2 separate regions of the Homo sapiens genome follow, and region 1 is linked to region 2. Evidence: chromatin loops called from intact Hi-C (ENCODE). Cell type or tissue: ascending aorta. All regions are shown on one strand. Each heading gives the region's core, and the rest is flanking DNA. Links, peaks and the distances in the headings are about the cores only. Region 1 overlaps BABAM2 (BRISC and BRCA1 A complex member 2). Region 2 holds the start of LOC105374381 (a long non-coding RNA gene).

The links. A loop is a pair of places that touch in the nucleus more often than their neighbours do. Peaks named below come from ENCODE experiments on the same cell type or tissue, not always from the same donor. Only the 100,000 strongest peaks of a DNase experiment are listed, where the experiment ranks them.
Region 1: it touches region 2 in a loop (2.3-fold over the local background); 6 of 110 quality-filtered maps call a loop at or near these places.

What each region holds. Positions count from the first base shown.
Region 1 is chr2:28,284,182-28,292,181 of GRCh38, reverse strand. The region is part of intron 10 of BABAM2 (BRISC and BRCA1 A complex member 2); the gene reads right to left. Among named protein-coding and RNA genes, the nearest start is that of BABAM2-AS2, 22 kb to the left of the region's middle. In ascending aorta, for the core only: no CTCF peak of the experiment used is centred there; a DNase peak (open chromatin) is centred at 4,481; H3K27ac peaks cover 3,305 bases.
Region 2 is chr2:28,338,937-28,348,902 of GRCh38, reverse strand. LOC105374381 (a long non-coding RNA gene) reads right to left here and starts at 4. Exons shown (of 3, transcript XR_939873.3): 1 at 1-4. RefSeq lists an enhancer at 8,314-8,933. In ascending aorta, for the core only: no CTCF peak of the experiment used is centred there; a DNase peak (open chromatin) is centred at 6,102; H3K4me3 peaks cover 1,116 bases; H3K27ac peaks cover 4,139 bases.

The sequences.
Region 1 (8,000 bases), core at 1-8,000, 56 kb after region 2:
ACCTTCCAAACTATATATTTCTGCGCTTTCCCCCATATCTTGGGTCGGCAGGGAAGATACTCATAGATGCGCTTTGTGGTGGTTATGGTTATATTCCCATTTCCAGTCCTCTCAGGATGCTCCAGTTCCTCCAAGCCTCGTTAGGAAACGTTTTAACCCCTTGTTGAATTGCTGTAAAGTCACTCTCCAGTGAGGATTCCATTTGAGGCTGATTGTTCCTGAGAGCAATCTGTATACTTTTCATTCCCAGGCTATCCCCACAATGTGGGAAGACTGCCATATATTTACCGAGCAACCACGATCTTACTACCTACACACTAAACCTTTGAGACATGTGGATTCCAACCACTGGAAAATTAACACTACATATCCAAAATACTCACCTACAAGAAATATAAAAGTAACATTTTCCAATTCAGAAGTATCTATTTAAGGTATCTCCATTTATTATCACTACCTTTCTTTTAAGTGACAAGAAAGACTAAATATTAACCAGATTTTGTTACATGTGTTCTACTTTTCACTGGTTTAAGCTGGTTATGATATGATCATGTAAACAAATTATCTTTGTTTATTTTTTTTTTTTGGAGACGGAGTTTCACTCTTGTTGCCCAGGCTGGAGTGCAGTGGTGTGATCTCGGCTCACCGCAACCTCCACCTCCCAGATTCAAGTGATTCTCCTGCCTCAGCCTCCCGAGTAGCTAGGATTACAGGCATCCACCACCACGCCTGGCTAATTTTTTGTATTTTAAGTAGAGACTGGGTTTCACCATGTTGCCCAGGCTGGTCTCGAACTCCTGACCTCAGGTGATCCATCCACCTCGGCCTCCCAAAGTGCTGGGATTATAGATGTGAACCACTATGCCCGGCTTATCTTTGAAGTTTCAATATTATTAAACTGAAGCTTGAAGTTTCTTGGATTTTTCCACATATGCTAAAAAATCCTATTATGGAAAGAGACAGCATGGTATGCCCTTGAGGTCAGATAAAGTGAGTTCAAATATTGGCTACACCATTAATTAGTGATGATATCATAGGCAAAATATTTCTCCTCTTTGAATCCTGATTTTCTCATCTGTAAAATGAGGATAATAATTTCTATCTCATAGTGTTTGTTGAAAGAACTAAATAAAAACCAAACAGGTACTCAGTATGTGTTCATTTCTTTTCCCTACCACCCTTCTTTAAGTGGTTTTTTTCTTCCATCTAACTTTATACACTGTTCTGTATATGTGAAATTTCTGATAACTGTAGCATATGTTTCAGGTTCTTAAATTTTAACTATTTTGATGAAAATCTTTCTAAACTTCATGTCTCAGTAAATATGATATACTGAAAATAAATTAGCCTTTTTTGGATGACAGAGAACACATTAACAAGTTATACACGATGGCCCAAGTGTTAAGGAAGATTTAGCTTTTACTATTTCACAAATGCCTCCTACCTAAGAGCCTGCATTCCCTAAACCTCATTTCTGAAAATGCACCTCAAGTGATTTTAATTCGCCTCCCCAGGTAGGAATCACTGCAGAGAACCATGAAGTCCTTAAGCGCAGGGGCTGTGAATTAGTTATTTTAGTATTTCTAGCACTTAGTACAGCGCATGACACATGAGAAACACTCAGTAAAGGCTCATATAAAGCACATGCAAATTAAAACCTCAATGAACTTCCACTTCATGCCCATTTGATTGACAAACATTTTAAAACTGGAAAATACCCAAGTGTTGTCAGGCTGTGGAACATTGGGAATTCCCATTCCCTGATGATGATGATGATGATATAAATTGCTAAAACCTTGTACAGTAAAAGTAAAGGTGTATGTACTCCACGACACAGCAATTCCACTCTTAAGAAACTACCACATGTGTGTAAAAAGATCGCAGGAGAAGGCCTAAAGTAGCCCCACTTGTGATAACAAAAACTGGAAACATCTTAAATGTCTATCAACAGGAGACCGGATAAATACATTGTGCCTATTCTTTCACAGGAATACCTTACAGCAGTTTAAATGAATGAGCTAGGGCTACATGTGTCAACCTAGATGAATCTCAAGGACCAAATGTTCAGTGAAAAAAGCAAGCTGCAGATGAACACTGTTCAGTATATACTTACAAGGATCAAAAACGTGCACACATTACATACTATTTAGGAATGTCTATGTAATTAAAGTATAAAAACATGCATAGGAAAGATATACACCAAATTAAGGGTAGTGGTTACCTCTGTGGGTGGGGAAAAGGGAATGAGTAAAGGATGGGGGTGCATTTTGGAGGGGCACTCAGGGGGCTTCAACTGAATTGACAGTGTGCTATTTTCCTTTGCTCTCCTTTCCTTTCTCCTTTCCTTTCTGCTATTCCTTTCTCCTTTCCTTTCCTTTCTTTTTTTCTTTTTTGAGACAGAGTCTCTCTGTCACACGGGGTGGAGTGTGGTAGCGTGATCTCGGCTCACTGCAACCTCCGCCTTCCAGCTTCAAGCTATTCTCCTGCCTCAAACTCCCAAGTAGCTGGGACTACAGGTGTGTGCCACCATGCCCAGCTAATTTTTGTATTTTTTTTGTAGAGATGGGGTTTCACCATGTTGGCCAGGCTGGTCTTGAACTTCTGACCTCAGGTGATCTGCCCGCCTTGGCCTCCCAAGTGTTGGGATTACAGGCATGAGCCTCTGTGCCCGGCCTGACAATGTGCTATTTCTTTTTAAAAAAACTCAGAAGCAATTACAGCAAATTATGAAGATTTGATTAAGGTGGGTACATGGGTATTTGTTTTCATAGTCTTTATACACATGTGTATGCCTTAAATATTTATAATTTTAAAAAGTTTAAAAAAGTAAGACATTAATATTCACAGACGCAGAAATCAGTATGATTCCATTTATATTAAGTTCAAAAATAGAAAAAATAAATGATATATTTTTATGGATATATACTAGGTGGTAAAGCTATTGAGAAAATCAAGAGGGCAGTTAACATAAAATTCAGGGTAGTGGTTCCTTCTGGGAGAGACACCCACAGGACGTCTATGATACTGGCACTATTCTATTTCTTAAGTTGAGTAGTGTTTATGAATCTTTAAAGTGTGTGGATATGTTTTACATAATCGTGTGTGTGTGTGTGTGCGCGTGTGTATAAACAGATAAACATTACTTTGAAAATGGGGGCATTTGTTAAAAAAACTAAGAGGGTCAGGAAAACTGAATAGTCTTCAGAAAAAAAAAAAAAACAACAACCCACAGTGGGTAGAGTGCCAGGAAGAATGAGGGTGTCCATGCCCTTGAGCTCATGGTCTGGAAAAGGAGACCTGGCAAGGTCAAGAAGCAACTTCAGTTGAGCATGCTAAGACAATGGCAGAGGCACACACGCGGTGTCACGCAGGGAGAAGGGCAGCCGCCTGAGGTTACCGCTCTGCAGAAGAGATGGACTTTGAGTTGGTTCTAGATGGTTACAAGTTGAATCAGAATTGGAGACAGGAATATCTCATAGAAAGGAAAAGATTCAATAACCCATTTGATATTTGTAAACATAATTCTCCACTTTTAATTTTGCTCCTTTGGTATCTCATATTCGATGTAGAAAAGCCATAATCTATCCCAGCATTTTGGGAGGCTGAGGTGGGTGGATCACCTGAGGTCAGGAGTTTGAGACCAGCCTGACGAACATGGTAAAACCCCGTCTGTACTAAAAATACAAAAATTAGCCTGGCTTGGTGGTGGGTGCCTGAAATCCTAGCTACTCGGGAGGCTGAGGCACGAGAATTGCTTGAACCGGGGAGGGGGAGGTTGCAATGAGGTGAGATCACGCCATTGCACTCCAGCCTTGGTGACAGAGCAAGACTGTCTCAAAAAAAAAAAAAAAAGAAAAGAAAAGCCACAACCTGTCCTATATTACCAATGTTTCCCACTACTCTCCTGCCCTTTGTATCTGTGAAGAGAAATAGGTGACACAAAGATGAAGGAAGCAGACGCTGGTGTCAGGAAGCTCACAGGCCAAGTCCTTCTCCCTGTCTGGAGGGCGCCCCTTGCTTTTCTGGGTTTATCTGGTTTTACTCTCATCAAAGTTCAGATGATCAGAAATACCTCTTTTCTAGAACTCTGCATGCTTCCAACCTGTGCTCCCAAGCAGGGCTCACTCAGGGTGAGTTCTCATGAGGACAAAAGCATACCAGTGGCTGAGGCTGGGATGAAGGGGTCCCCAAAGTAGGAACCCCTCCTGTCCCAAGTGCTTCTCTGTCCCTCTGCTTCATCCACTCCCTCATCCATCACACACTGAGTGAGCAGATTCTCTGTTCCAGGCTGCCTGCTGGAACTGAGGGTCCACATTTCCTGGAGAGGGGCCGGGTGTGAACTCTGCACCTCCTGCCTGCTATGCCATCTGGGTTCTGTGCCCTCTGGATATACCACCTACTTGGATCCTGGCCCCTTTGCTGCTCTGACATTCTCATTTCCTCGGGCCTGGCTCTGTGTTCATTCCCTTCAACCTGCTATTGCTTCCAACTCTGTGATGCAGTCCAAGCCCCGCCTTCTTCCAGGAAGCCTTCCTTGCATGCTCCATTGCTCAGTGATTTCTCCAGCCTCCATGTCCATATAATCCACTTCTCAGGGGGATTGTTGACAATTTCAGTGTACTTATCTTTATGTTAGATCCCTACATGTTTGCCACTGGGTTAGACACACGGTAGGTAGTGGATGCATATTTAGTGACTAACTGGCATTGATTAGTGAGGAAATGGGGACTGCACTAGACATGTACAAAGAAACATGCTTTTATGAGATGCAGAAAGAAATTGAGCAAGAGAGAACACCATAAATAGCATTTAGTACTGTTTTAACTTCTATTTTTAAAAGAATTGAGTCACAATAAATAAACTCCTGGCCTGGGAGGATTAAAAAAGAAATCTGGTTAAATTAAGGAAGAGTTTGATTAAAAGAATCCTTAAATAAATTACAATATATTCAAATGCAAAATCCTTAGCATTTAAAAATTGGGCAAAGTCTTTAAAAAGTCATAAGCTTTTAATTTCAAAGAATTCATAGACAATGTACCAAATGTAAATGATTAGAAGAAAAAGGACAAATGAGGTGTCTGTGGTTAAAGTAAAGGGTCAGTTTAAATTCCTGTCTTGAAAAATTAGAATGAAGCAGTTAGATACAAATTTGGGAATATTGTGACTACCCCAATGCGAAGTATGACTAATGTGGCTTTAGGAAGAAAAAAAAAAGTTCCTCAAATGAATCTAACTTTTTTCCCTAAAGGATCTAGTTATGACCTTTACATTCTAGAGAAAACAACATGTATCCAAACTGACAAACATTCCCTGAGCACATACCATGGCCGGCTCTAGGGAAACCCAGCTGAGTAAGGCCAACTCCTCCCCACAGTGTCAGCATGCCCTCAACTCACTGTTCTCAGGAAAGGAGACGAGGACGAAGGTTATAACAGAGGTGTCAACCACCATGCAGTATGGGTGCAAAGATACTCCATCGAAGGGCTTCTAGGAGGCTTATTAGATGAGACTGCTTTGAGCAGGGCCTTGAAAAACAACTAGGATTTGGATAGGCAGTGGCAGTGGGAGGACTATGACTGGGAAGGGAGGGAGAGAAGCAAGAGAATCCAGGCAGAGGGAAAAGTATTAAGCAGTCACCGTAGAGGCCCAGCGAGGGAATGCGGGGGATCTGGGTAGACGGAATACAGGCTGGAGGACAGAAGCTGGAGCAGAGAGGCTCTGGATAAAGATTGCAAACTGTGGAGTGCTCTGAACACATAGTGAAGGACTGTGAACGTCTTTCTATGAGCATTACCCTTGAACATTTCTAGGGAAAAAAGCTCACACCACTCATTCCAGTGTGGCAGACACTTTCCTATAATGCCCCCAGCATGGTACAATCCTCTAGAATGGAGAATGCTTTGGAAAGTATGTACAAATCAAAAATAAGGCCAGGCGCGGTGGCTCACGCCTGTAATCCCAACACTTTGGGAGGCCGAGATGGGTGGATCACGAGGTCAGGAGTTCGAGACCACCCTGGCCAACATGGTGAAACCCTGTTTCTAATAAAAATACAAAAATTAGCTGGGCGTGGTGGTGCCTGCCTGTAATCCCAGCTACTCAGGACGCTGAGGCAGGAGAATTGCTTGAACCCAGGAGGTAGAGGTTGCAGTGAGCCGAGATTGTACCACTGCACTCCAGCCTGGGTGACAGAATGAGACTCTGTCTCAAAAAAAAAAAAAAAAAAGTTATTATTCGTTAGTAGAAGGGGGTGACTATTTACTTCTCAGTATAGGAACCAATTCCTCTCTACAAAACATCTCTTAAGACTTATCAGCCGGTGTGGTGGCTCATGCCTGTAATCCTAGCACTTTGGGAGCCTAGGCGGGAGGATCGCTTGAGCCCAGGAGTTTGAGATAAGCCTGGGCAACATAGCAAGATCCCGTTTCCATTAAAAAAAAAAAAGACTTATTTGCACATCTCTTATGTTCAAGGGAGATGCTGAGTGGAAGGCTTGATAATGGACTTACTATGTGAAAAATCCAGAGAGTCAGGCCTGAAGTTTGGGATTGGATGTAAGGCTGACACAGGACACAGTTTAAATCAAATATCTGGCAGAAGGATTACATGTTTCCTCATAAGACTTGGTTAGAAGCACTGGTCACCATGTCATTCCCCCATGCAGAAACCTTCATTAACCTATTTTTATTTCTACATTATCCTTTCCAAGCAGTTTCCATGCTGGACTTATACCGTGCAGGGATATTACAATTATAGGACAATGTCTGACCCACTAGAATGTGTGGAATGGGGATATTTTCCCCAGAAATGTTAAAAAATCAGCCACTCAGTCTGCAAGATGGGTGGGGAACAGCTTATCTGGGTGAAGCCGAGTGTTGAGTGAGGAAGGCATGTGTACTCGAGGTGGGCAAGCTTTGGCAGGTGAACTGACCTCTGTGCTCCTCTTTTCCCATTCCCAAGACTGGAAAAAACTTTAAGCTCAGGGTTGGAAATGAAGCAGGTAAAGCACGCCATACAGTCTTGCACATAGAAAAGTGCTCAATAAATACAGGCTGCAACCTAAAGAACTAAGGATGGGAGGGATGGCATACTGGGAAGAAAACGGTGTTTGGAATTTGACAGATCTGGGCTTGATTCCTCCTTTGCCAGTTGCTACCTGACCTCAGGCAACTGACTATACTCTCTAAGTCTAGGTTTTCTCATCTTTAAAATGGGATAATACCTACCTTGCAAGGCTCCTGGATGGTTTACATGGTATAATGAATATATGTGCAGAATACTTGGCACATAGCAGGTCTTCATAAATGATACCTATTATTACTCACTTTTCTCTTAGAAGCAATTAAAACAGACAAACAAACCTGAGTCTATATAATTTCTTTTCCTAGCCTGATTTCCAGCTGAGAAAATACAAACCAAGCTTTCAAAACAACTTTCAAAACAAGTTGAAAACTAAGCTTTCAACTTAGTTTTGTCCATCTATTTATTTGAGGTAAATTCAGAGTCCTTTGGAACTCTTCATTTTTAATTCTACAATCTTCTTCCAGCAAATAAAAAATCATAGCTCTAGAGAATCTACGGTCAAATGGGGTCCTGCAGCCAAACCGGACCACAGATCAGAAAAAGATCTGAACAGAGAGGAAGCCTGATGAAACCTCGGTCAGACAGTTTTTCCTTTGTGCTTTGATCATGCAATATTCTCTCCATTCTCATAGGTGCTTTCTTTAAGATAAAGGCTCTTTCTTTTTTTGCTAACCAATTTATTTGTGAGTGTTTTTTTTTTTTTAAAGACCCACAATATAATCAATCTTTGTATATTTAGGATTACCTCTTTGGCCTGTGAATTGTCCAGCTTTTTGTTTTGTTTTCTTGCTACTGTTTTCTGACTAGCTCCTTGGTCATTACTTCTTCTATGAGCATGGGTGGGACAGGCAGCAGGGGAATGGAAATTAATGTTCCTCTTTGATAGCAATTCTGATTAGAAATTTCATTTGAGATAA
Region 2 (9,966 bases), core at 1,116-9,115:
CCGAGATGGGTGGATCACCTGAGGTCAGGAGTTCTAGACCAGCCTGGCCAACATGGTGAAACCCCATCTCTACTAAAAATACAAAAAATTAGCCGAGTGTGGTGGTGGGTGCCTATAATCCCAGCTACTCTGGAGGCTGAGGTGAGAGAATCACTTGAATCCGGGAGGCGGAGGTTGCAGTGAGCCGAGATTGCACCACTGCTCTTTAGCCTGGGCAACAGAGAAAGACTCCATCTCAAAACAGACAAACAAACAAACAAAAAACAAAAAAAAAACAGAGGAAAAGTCTCTCGTGCTAGCCGTTTTGCTGGCAGTGGCATGGGCGGGTTGGAAGCCTGCTGCCCGCTGTGATACCTGCCTGGGAGCCCACCTTCCAGGTCACACCCACCTCTGTTGACCCAGGCCCCGGGTGGCAGAGCTTTTGGGCAGAACATGGCTGGCCCTTCTCAGGCACTCCGGGGGCCCTGTTCGCCTGCTTCAGGCAGCTGGATTCTCTGGGGCTGAGTGAAAGGGGAAGGCAGCCTGGCACGGGGCACCTCCTCCCCACTCTCCCCTCTGTCTAGTGGGTGGGTGCCAGGGCAGGTCCCAGAGGCTGGCTGAGGCCGGGGAGGGCAGGCAGGATGGGCGTCACTCCCGTTTCCTTTGCAGTTCGTGGTATTGTCACCACCTCCTCAGGGCACCTCCACCAGGCCCCTAACCTGACCTGGCAGCAGCGGGGGCAGTGTGTTAGGTGGTGGCAGTGGCAACCTGCTTACGTTTTCACGTGGCCATGACCTTTTACTGTCCCCAAAGCCTCCCCTCACCGTATCTGCCTTGTTCTTAGCACCAGCCTGTGAAACAGGCTTGGTATTTTACAGATGAGGAGGTCTAGGTCAGGGAAGCCACCGTCAGTGTGGTCAGGGACGGCCAGCCAGGACTCAGCTCACCGCGATCTCCTTAACCCCCACTGCTCCTTGCCTGTCACCTCAGACGTTCTGGATGCAGGGACAAGCTCCGCTGGGCAGGTTCTGGAGGGACCCAAGGCAACGCCCCGGGGCTGGGGCCTGGGGCAGGCTTCGGGAGGAGAGCTGGGGACTACCGCTTTCACTTGCCTCTTCCAGGCCTTGGCTCAGACGTCACCTCCTCAGCCAGGCCAGCCCTGCCTCTCTGGCTAAAAATGCACTCCCACCCCTCCCTGCTTTCTCTTCCCTGTGCTTGGCTCCTAACATTCCCTCTGTATATCTTGTTCATACCCCCTCTCCCCTGATGGGAATGGAAACCCCATGAGGGCAGGGGTTGTGGTGCTGTATTTACTGCTATACTGCTATAGAATGGTGCCTGGCACAGAGTAGTTGCTCAACATGACTGCATGCATGAGAACCAGACCTTGTGTGCACCTCAGCCCCATGGGAGAGTTCGCCAGAAACCGAACCACCACAATGAAGCAAAGAAACCAAGAGTCTAAAACCATGCCCAGCTGGCCCCTCCTCCAGGAAGCCCTCCAGGATTTGCTTCAGCTGAACGCCAGCAGTGTGGATCTGCAGCTCTGTTATGTGGCTTACCCCAGCCTCTCCCATCAGTGGCAGGGGTGTGCACTAGCCCCAGCTTCCTGGCCTTTCAGGCGCAGGGCTAGGCTTATCCATACAGTCCCAGTGCCAGGAACAGAGAGGATGCTCGACAGATGTCTGTCAAGTGCATAAATGGGATGCAAGTTCTGTTGCTCCCCGAAGAGTACCCACTGCTGGCACACAGAAAGAGCTTAGCCGATGTGTGTGGAATGGATGAATGGCTGCCTGGCCCAGTGCTGCTTTTCCATTCCATTTTACATCAATGCTTTGCCCGTCCTGACCTGTCAGAGCCCAGACTTGTCTGCTCACCTGTGTCCTGGTCACACTAGGCCCATCTTGGTCAAGGCCTTTTGGCTCCAGGATGACCCAACACCTCTTCCTGCAGCCTCTGCAGGCCTGGCCACCCCACCCTGGGTGTGGGACACTCCTCAGGGCCTCTGGACCACAGAAGACAATACCCTCTCCAGCCCTGGAAACCCTGCTTCTGGCTTTGGGCTGCCTGTCAGGGCGGCTCACATGTGAGCAAGCAGGCACTGCTCCAGGGGACGGACGGGTACTGGAGAGGGAGCATCTCATCTTTCAGCCGACAGCTGTGGATGGTCACACTCTGTGTTTATCCTGATTCTCCAGATAGATCACGGACAGCCCGCAGTGCAGGGGCTGGCCTGCAGCAGATCAGCAATGGGGCTGTGCCTGGCAGTCAAGACTTGAAAGAAGTCTAATGTTTATTGTATGTTTTCCAGACAGGAGAACCCCCTGGCTAATCCTGTGTTCTAGATTTGACAGAAAACATGCCCACTCTGTGGGGTAACTGGTCCTTAGTGCCCACTGGAATCCTTAGAAAACATGCCCACTCCGTGGGGTAACTGGTCCTTAGTGCCCACTGGAATCCTTAGAAAACATGCCCACTCCGTGGGGTAACTGGTCCTTAGTGCCCACTGGAATCCTTAGAAAACATGCCCACTCTGTGGGGTAACTGGTCCTTAGTGCCCACTGGAATCCTTAGAAGGCAAGTACATGAGTTATTGGTTAAAAGCGGGGAAATAAATTATTATTTAATAAATGTAACTTGGCCAAGGATGGTGGCTCATGCCTGTAATCCCAGCACTTTGGGAGGCCGAGGTGTGAGAATCGCATAGCTGAGGAGTTTAAGGCTAGCCTGGGTAACATGACAAGACCTCCGTCTATATAAAAATACAAAAATTAGCCAGGCATGGTGGTACGCACCTGTAGTCCCAGCTACTTGGGAGGTTGCGGTGGGAGGATCATTCGAGCTCAGGAGATGGAGGCTGCTGTGAACTGAGATTGTGCCACTGCACTCCAGCCTGGGTGACAGACTGAGACCCTGTCTCAAAAAAAAAAAAAAAAAAATTTAAAAAAGTAACTTAATAGACAAAACCTCTGGAAACAAGGGAATTTAGGAGCTTGACAGAAGTGACGAGTCAGGGCCCCCAGGTCGCGCTGCTTAGCACAGGCTTACAGGGGAGCTGTGGGAAGAGAGGAGGGGGAGGCGGCAGGTGGATAGCCTTGGGCAGAGGGCCTGGGAGCTCATAGAGGTGGACAGCTGGCAGAGACACTCGAAGTGGGAGTGGCTCCAGCAAGAGGACTGGACTATCGTATGGGAGAGGCCAAAAAAGATTTTGTTGTTTTCGGTCAGTTAAACGCTTAAGGACAGGGATATGGAATGGAAAGGAAGGAGTGAGAAGAGGGACCAGGAGCAACTTGTGCCAAACCTAAAAGGCAATAATAATAAAGATAGGCTTTTCTGAGCACCACTGAGTGCCAGGCACTGGTGTAAGTGTTACAATGCTTATAACTCAGTGCCCTCATCATGGAGTCCTCCTGCCAGCACCGCGTGGTGAAGTTCCATTTTGCAGAGGAGGAAACTGAGATCAACTGGCTTGTTCAAGTTCACGCACCTAGGAAGTGGTGGAGCCAGGTTTGACTCAGGCCGGCTGGTTCCAGAGCCCATGGGCCTCAACTCAGCCAACGAGCCCATTCGCCTTGCCAGGGCTTGGTTTCGCTGAAGCGGGGCTCCAGGCTGGAGTTAGTTTTGTGAAGGGGATTAGCCCTGGTGGCCGCTGGCTGCTGACAGCTGGCAGTTGGAGTGGGCGAGGCTGAGGGGGCCCCTGGGCCTGGGCAGCTTGGGCAGGAGCCGGCGAGGAAGGGGAGGTGCCTCAGGGGGCCGCCTGGGTGTCGGTGCGGGTAGAAAGGCGGGAGAGACAGGCAGAGGCAGCCGTCTGGGTTGTACAACCTGCAGCCCACGCACGCCGAGAGCCACCAGCGTGGAGTCAGGATGAGGAGTCCTCCTCCCACCTGGTGTGGGCTGGAGTCCCAGGAGCGGGTGCTGGAGTGGGATAGCGGGGGATCAGCTCATCTGAAGCCCTGGTTGTGGGTGAGTGCGTGCACACGGATGTGCGTGCCTGCGCATGTGCGTGGCGAGGGAATGCGCCCTTGTGGAATCTCCCCTAGGGCAACCTGGCAGTGTGAGGCTGACCCTTGCCCCAAACCTCCTGTCCTCGGGCGTGACATCAGTCCCCAGCTGGGCTGTGAAATGAGTCCCAGTCGAATCCTTCCCTACACCTACTTGAACTTACGTCCCTCATTGACACTTTCAGAGCTGACCCTGGGTAAGCGGCCCTCTTATTCGGCAGACCTCGCCTTACTCAAATGATTTTTGGCCTCCCCAGGATTTGCCCTGATACATTGCTTCGGCTGCCTGCAGGGGTGGGCTCTCCTAGTTCTCTGAAGGGTCAGAGGATCGAGAAGGCGCCGTGTGGGAACCACCTGGAACAGGGCCTGGACTGTCACGCATGGTGCTTGAGAAGGGAGAGGGCAGCTGTCACCTTTAACACCCACCCACCACCTTATTTCCAGATGGCACCCAGCACCCTTCTACGTACTGCTCTACTGGCACCTGCGCAGACAGCCAAAAGTCACCGGGAGCTGCAGCGTTCCGTTTTGGAGCAAAAGCGAGATCATGGAGTTGAAAGGGACTGATTTTCACTTTCTTGCCTGGCTCCTAGGCTCACTCAAAGGGCACGTTTCAAAGAGGCTCTCTGGAACGAGGAGCCTTCTGTGGAGGGACCTGCTCCATGGGACTTTAAGAAGGGGGTGGTGGGCTGTTTTGGGGGAAGATGAGTGTATGCCACACCCTCCACAAGCCATTTGGCTGGCTCATCCCAACGTGTTGCAGAGGCGGCTGGCCCGGGGCAGGGAGGCTCATTCTGGCCATCCCTGGGTTGCTTGTGGGGCTACTTTTCTGGCCATGATGACCCATGATTTATTATGACCCCAAGCACGACCTCTTAGACTTGGGAAGTGTGGTTCCTCCAAAGGGATCAGAGAATAGTGACAGAGTAAATCCAAGAACGCTGTAGAAGGAAGACACTTCTTTAGGCCTCTTAGAGTTAACTGCTTCCTATTCAACCTGGAATTAGTTCACGGACCCTGCTGTCTTTGGTAATACCTCGGTAATTTTCCTTAATAATTGTAACAACTGTTTCACCTTGTTTTCCTCAAATATTAGGCTGTTATTTCAACCAAGTGTGTTTTGGACTTTAACCAGAGACTATGGCACAAATTCTGAAGTCAGGTTTATTTATTTTTTATTTTTTAATTTTTTCCAGCTGTGGGCTGGCTCTGGCTCAGCCATCTGAAAATAAGTTATTTATATATATGTGTGTAGCCATATAGATATACTCATCCACATATACGAAGACCACTTCCAAGTCTTTTTTAGTTTGTTGCATGTGACCCCACAGAATTCCTTGGACCCAGCTGACCAGGGTTTGACACCCACTTCGTGTGATCTGGCCAGACCCAGCTACTCCAAGCCCCTCTCCTCACAGGGAAAATGGCAAAAAGCAGTGTGTAAATGTCTTATCAGGGCTCTGTATACATTAGATGCTCAATAAAGCTCTCATTTGGGGAAGCTGGATAACAGAAGTGGAAAGAAACAGAGGGACCTGGTTCACTTCCTTGTGAAATAAAAAAAGAGGAAGGGAGGGAAGCAAAGAAAGGAGAGGGGAAGGGGGAGAAGGTAGGATGGTGATGAGTGAATTATGCCAGCTTCCTGTCCTTGGGTAAGTTATTTATTTAACACCTTTGAGGTTCCATGTTTTTATCTATAAAATGAAGACAATAACCCCTACTTCATTTAGTTGTTTCGAGGATTACACAAGGCGATGGGTGCACCCCACACCCGATTTCTAGTTAGTGTTTGTACTGGACCTGCACGTAAGCACCGTAGATGCATAAAAAAAGGCAAAGGTTGTATTTTAATTTTTTCGAGCACCAATGAATTAGCTATGATGCCATTAATAGAATGAGATGTCCTATTACCATTAGATGATGTTCTTAACATTCACATTAGGAACTGTGGGACAGGCTGGTCCCCATGAACTGGGGCAGGCTCTGGGATAGTTGTATTTATAGGCCTGAGCAAGAGGCAAACCAAATGCAGTCGTCCCTCCGGCAAGTCAGCCGCAACTCCAAGAGCGTGGAGCTGTCAGGAACTGAAACCCAGTCAGAGGCAAAAGTGAACCACGCTGCTCTGATTTCCTTGCCTGTGGGAAAGCAGGGGCCGGGGCGAATAAACAGGTCAGTGGGTTGTTTCTTCTCCAGCACTGCTCAGAGCCTGAAGTCCTGCCGAGAGCTTAAGCAAGACCAGCGTGGGGGGTGGGGAACCCCCACAAATACATCGCATCTCTTATCCGTTAAAATTCAAGATGACTCATCATTTTGTCTTCCTGGTAATCCAGACAGGGTCACTTTTCCAAAGGCCAAATTCATTGGCAGGACTTTTTAACAGGGACATTCTGACTTTTTAGAAAAAGGCCAAAGTCAACATCAGAAAATCTTTTTTCTGGTCTGCGGTAATAATAGCCACTGTTTGTCAAATGTTACTGTGTGCCAAGCACTGCACATGGTGCTCTAGGTACTTTTCTTATTTAATTCTCACAACCCCGGGAGGCAGATATTTATTCCCATTTTATAGATGAGGATAACAAAACTCAGATTAAGTAAAGACAGACATTGGGGCCAGCTCACTCCAGCAGAGGCTCCCACGATGACCCTCCCTGCTCCTCCCAACTCTGCGTCCAGTGACCTCACATTGGTGGCCTGCAGTCCATCATGGGGGGAGTATTTACACCATAGAAATTGGCAAATTGTACAAACCAAGGTCCTTCTCTTTTTTTTCCTCTCTCATCCTCAACTTCATATTCTTTCTAGTTCATGTCTCCACAAGAAAATGAGCTTTAATAGAGCATCATTTGAGGCTGGGCGTGGTGGCTCCTGCCTGTAATCTCAGCACTTTGGGAGGCCGAGGTGGGCGGATCACCTGAGGTCAGGAGTTCAAGACCAGCCCAGCCAACATGGTGAAACCTCGTCTCTACTAAAAATACAAAAATTAGCCGGGCGTGGTGGATTACAGCCGTGTGCCTGTAATCCCAGCTACTCGGGAGGCTGAGGCAGGAGAATCCCTTGAACCTGGGAGACGGAGGTCGCAGTGAGCCGAGATGGTGCCACTGCACTCCAGCCTAGGCGACAGAGCCAGAGTCCCTCTCAATAAAACAAAACAAAAAAAAAGGGTCATTTGGCTGTAGGCGATGGGTCCTCAGGAAGCCGGGCTGCTGGAAGAAGCTGAGCATTGGCTAACCAGGGTCCCTTGCCCCTCCTTCTCGGGGCCTCACAGATGCTTGATCATATCCAAGTATTGCTGGTAAACACGTGTGAGTCCTTTTCCTCATCAGTGCTAAGCAAGAGAGATTCAACTGAAATTACAAGGGCTGAGTAAGCCGGAGACAGGATTTACTAAGTATTAATAATATGCTGTCACATATGGTTCTTTTCATCTTCAAAGCATTTTATAGCCATTTACTAATTAGTCTTGGGCTGCCCTCTGTGTGCAGGTACGATGCTCGATGACAGGCTGAACCGGCAGGAAGTATTTACAAATATACAGGTGACCTTCACTCGTTTACAGGCGCCACCGGCTTCTGTTGCTGTTGCGGGGTAAAGATAAAATCACGCAAACCCTGGTGTTTGAGTCCCTGGTTCTGGAAACATACAGTGGTGACTGTCACCTTGTGCTGAATCCCCTCTAAGAAAACCAGCCCAAATCCTCCCCTGTGGCAAGGAAGCTGAAAGTCTTTTAAAAATAATCATAAATTTCCATCTTCACAAACCTATATAACGTCCATCATCCTTCACTGGGAAATAAAAAAATAAGCTTCAGTTTGTTCACGAGAGTATCGACACACGTGAGAATTGTTGCTGGAGGGGAGCCAAGAGCCTGGATTTGGTCTTGGCTCCGGCCCTGACCGGCCGGTGATCGTGGGTAACTCACTTAACTTCTCTCATCTTCTGTTTCCTCATCTGTGGAACAAAAGCAACCCTATTCAGTTGCTCACAGCCCAGGTCTGCTGTAAAGCTGTGTGAGCTAATGTGTGTGGCAAAACTTCTGAGTTAGACTGTGTGCTTCGCTGATGGGCAGGGTCTCATTCGTTTTCTGGGTCTGTGGGCCCCCAGGGGCTGGCAGGGGCAGGAGGATGACATTCCCAGACCACACTGCCCACTACTGGCTGCTGTCACTGCTGAATGCTTATTTGAAATGCTGAGGGGACGACCAGTCCACAGGACCTCACCCCCTCCCACAGTGCCAACCACCATCTGCTAGAAGTGGAACCAGTAAGAGTTGACTGAGCCTGGGCTTGCTTCAGACCCAGTTGCAGCTCAGAAGCAAGTCCGGGCTCAGTCAACTCTTGGTGCTGTGCACAGTAGAGCCCAATCCGTACCCCTCCATCAGGGGAGGGTGCCCCTAGCAATCCTAAGTGACCATGCCATGGCACCTTAGTGGGGGATGGAGGGGACATGGGGCATAGCACACAGCTGCCCTGAGTAGAGGGGCACCTTCTTGTGGGCACTCAGCGGGTCAGGGTCAGAAGCAGTGCCAGTGTGGTCAGCTGGCTTAGTGGGTCATGATCACTTGCTCAGTAGAATCGCTGGGGGAGTTTTATCAAAATCTAGAAGGCTAAGCTCCAGCTAGTGAGATTCCAAGTCAACAGGCCTGCAGTGGGAACTACCAGAGCAGTAGTTCCTAAAAAAATCTCCCCGGGTGATCTGATGAGCTGAGCCCACAATCCAGTCCAGCCCCCTCCTAGTATTAATATTATGGAGAGGAAGGGACTTACTCAAGGCCACATAGCCAGTTAATGGCAGGGCTGGGATATGGACATAGGACACTGGACTGTTGTTCTTGTCCTGGGAATTCCCAAAGTTTCAGGGTAGGGGGCATAGTACCCACACGGTGAAAAAACCCAGAGTTGGGCAGGCCTCCAGCTGACAGGCAAGATGGGAGGTCTGTTCCAGCTGATCTCCAGCCTCCTGAGAACATTCCTGGGTGCCAGAGAACACAGGAAGCAGAGGCACGACTTCTCCTCACCAGTCTTCACAAGGGCCCAGGGATGGTTCTCTTTTGCGCTCACCTGGTAAAAATGGGCTCCAATAGCCACGAGGGGAACTAAGGGACCAGGTGAGAGGCCCTGTAAAATCATGTGTGTGTCCTGCAGGAGGGGCCAGTGGCTTCGCCTTGGAATGGGAAGGCCAGAGGGTGTCAGGTCGAGCACCCAGGCCAGCTCTTGCCCTCACCTCTGTGGGTGGTGCGTGGGCCCTGCTTCCCTGTGTGGAAGGCCATCAGGACAGGACCATGCTAAACCAAACTGTAAACCTGGTGATATGGCCAAGCCGACGGTAGCCATCTTGTGTTTCAGCTAAGCGAGTGTGTGATGGTACAAGGAGGCCTGGCTCCAAGTTCCCAGGTTTGTTCCTAATTTGCTGTTTCTAATTTGCATGTTTCCTTAACTCTTGGGCCTTAGTTCTGTCCTCTGTACACTGAAGGGAGTAACGGGGTAGAAACGAGATGACTTCTGAAGACCCTTCTGGCTGTGATGATCAGTAAGTTCAGGGAAGATGTCGCCTGCTCAGGGTATCTTCCCCAGCTCTGTTCCTGGCTGGCTGCACAACTGCCAGTCCCCAAGCCCAGAAAGCAGACACATTCCTCTGATAAACCATGACACCCAAGCTTTGTCTTTGTGTATAATTCACACAGTGCTGCAGAGGCCCAGAGGGGATGGAGAGGGGAGAGCCGGAAGGACAGAGCCGTTGGTGCACTCACCAAACTTTAATGACTGCCTACTGTGTGGGGCTGGCCTGGGAACAAGGTGTCCACACAGGGGGCTGGAGGGGTATGGATGGCAGCGGGTGGGGCTGTGTGTGCTAGAGGCCATTTGTTATTGAGCAACAGCCTTAGGTCAGGCTGGATGAGTGGCTGAAACCCAGCAGGTTGGTCACATTGACTCAGGTAACTCCTTCTCGCCGTGAAGGACTGCCCCAGATAGGAAATGCTTGGGTATGA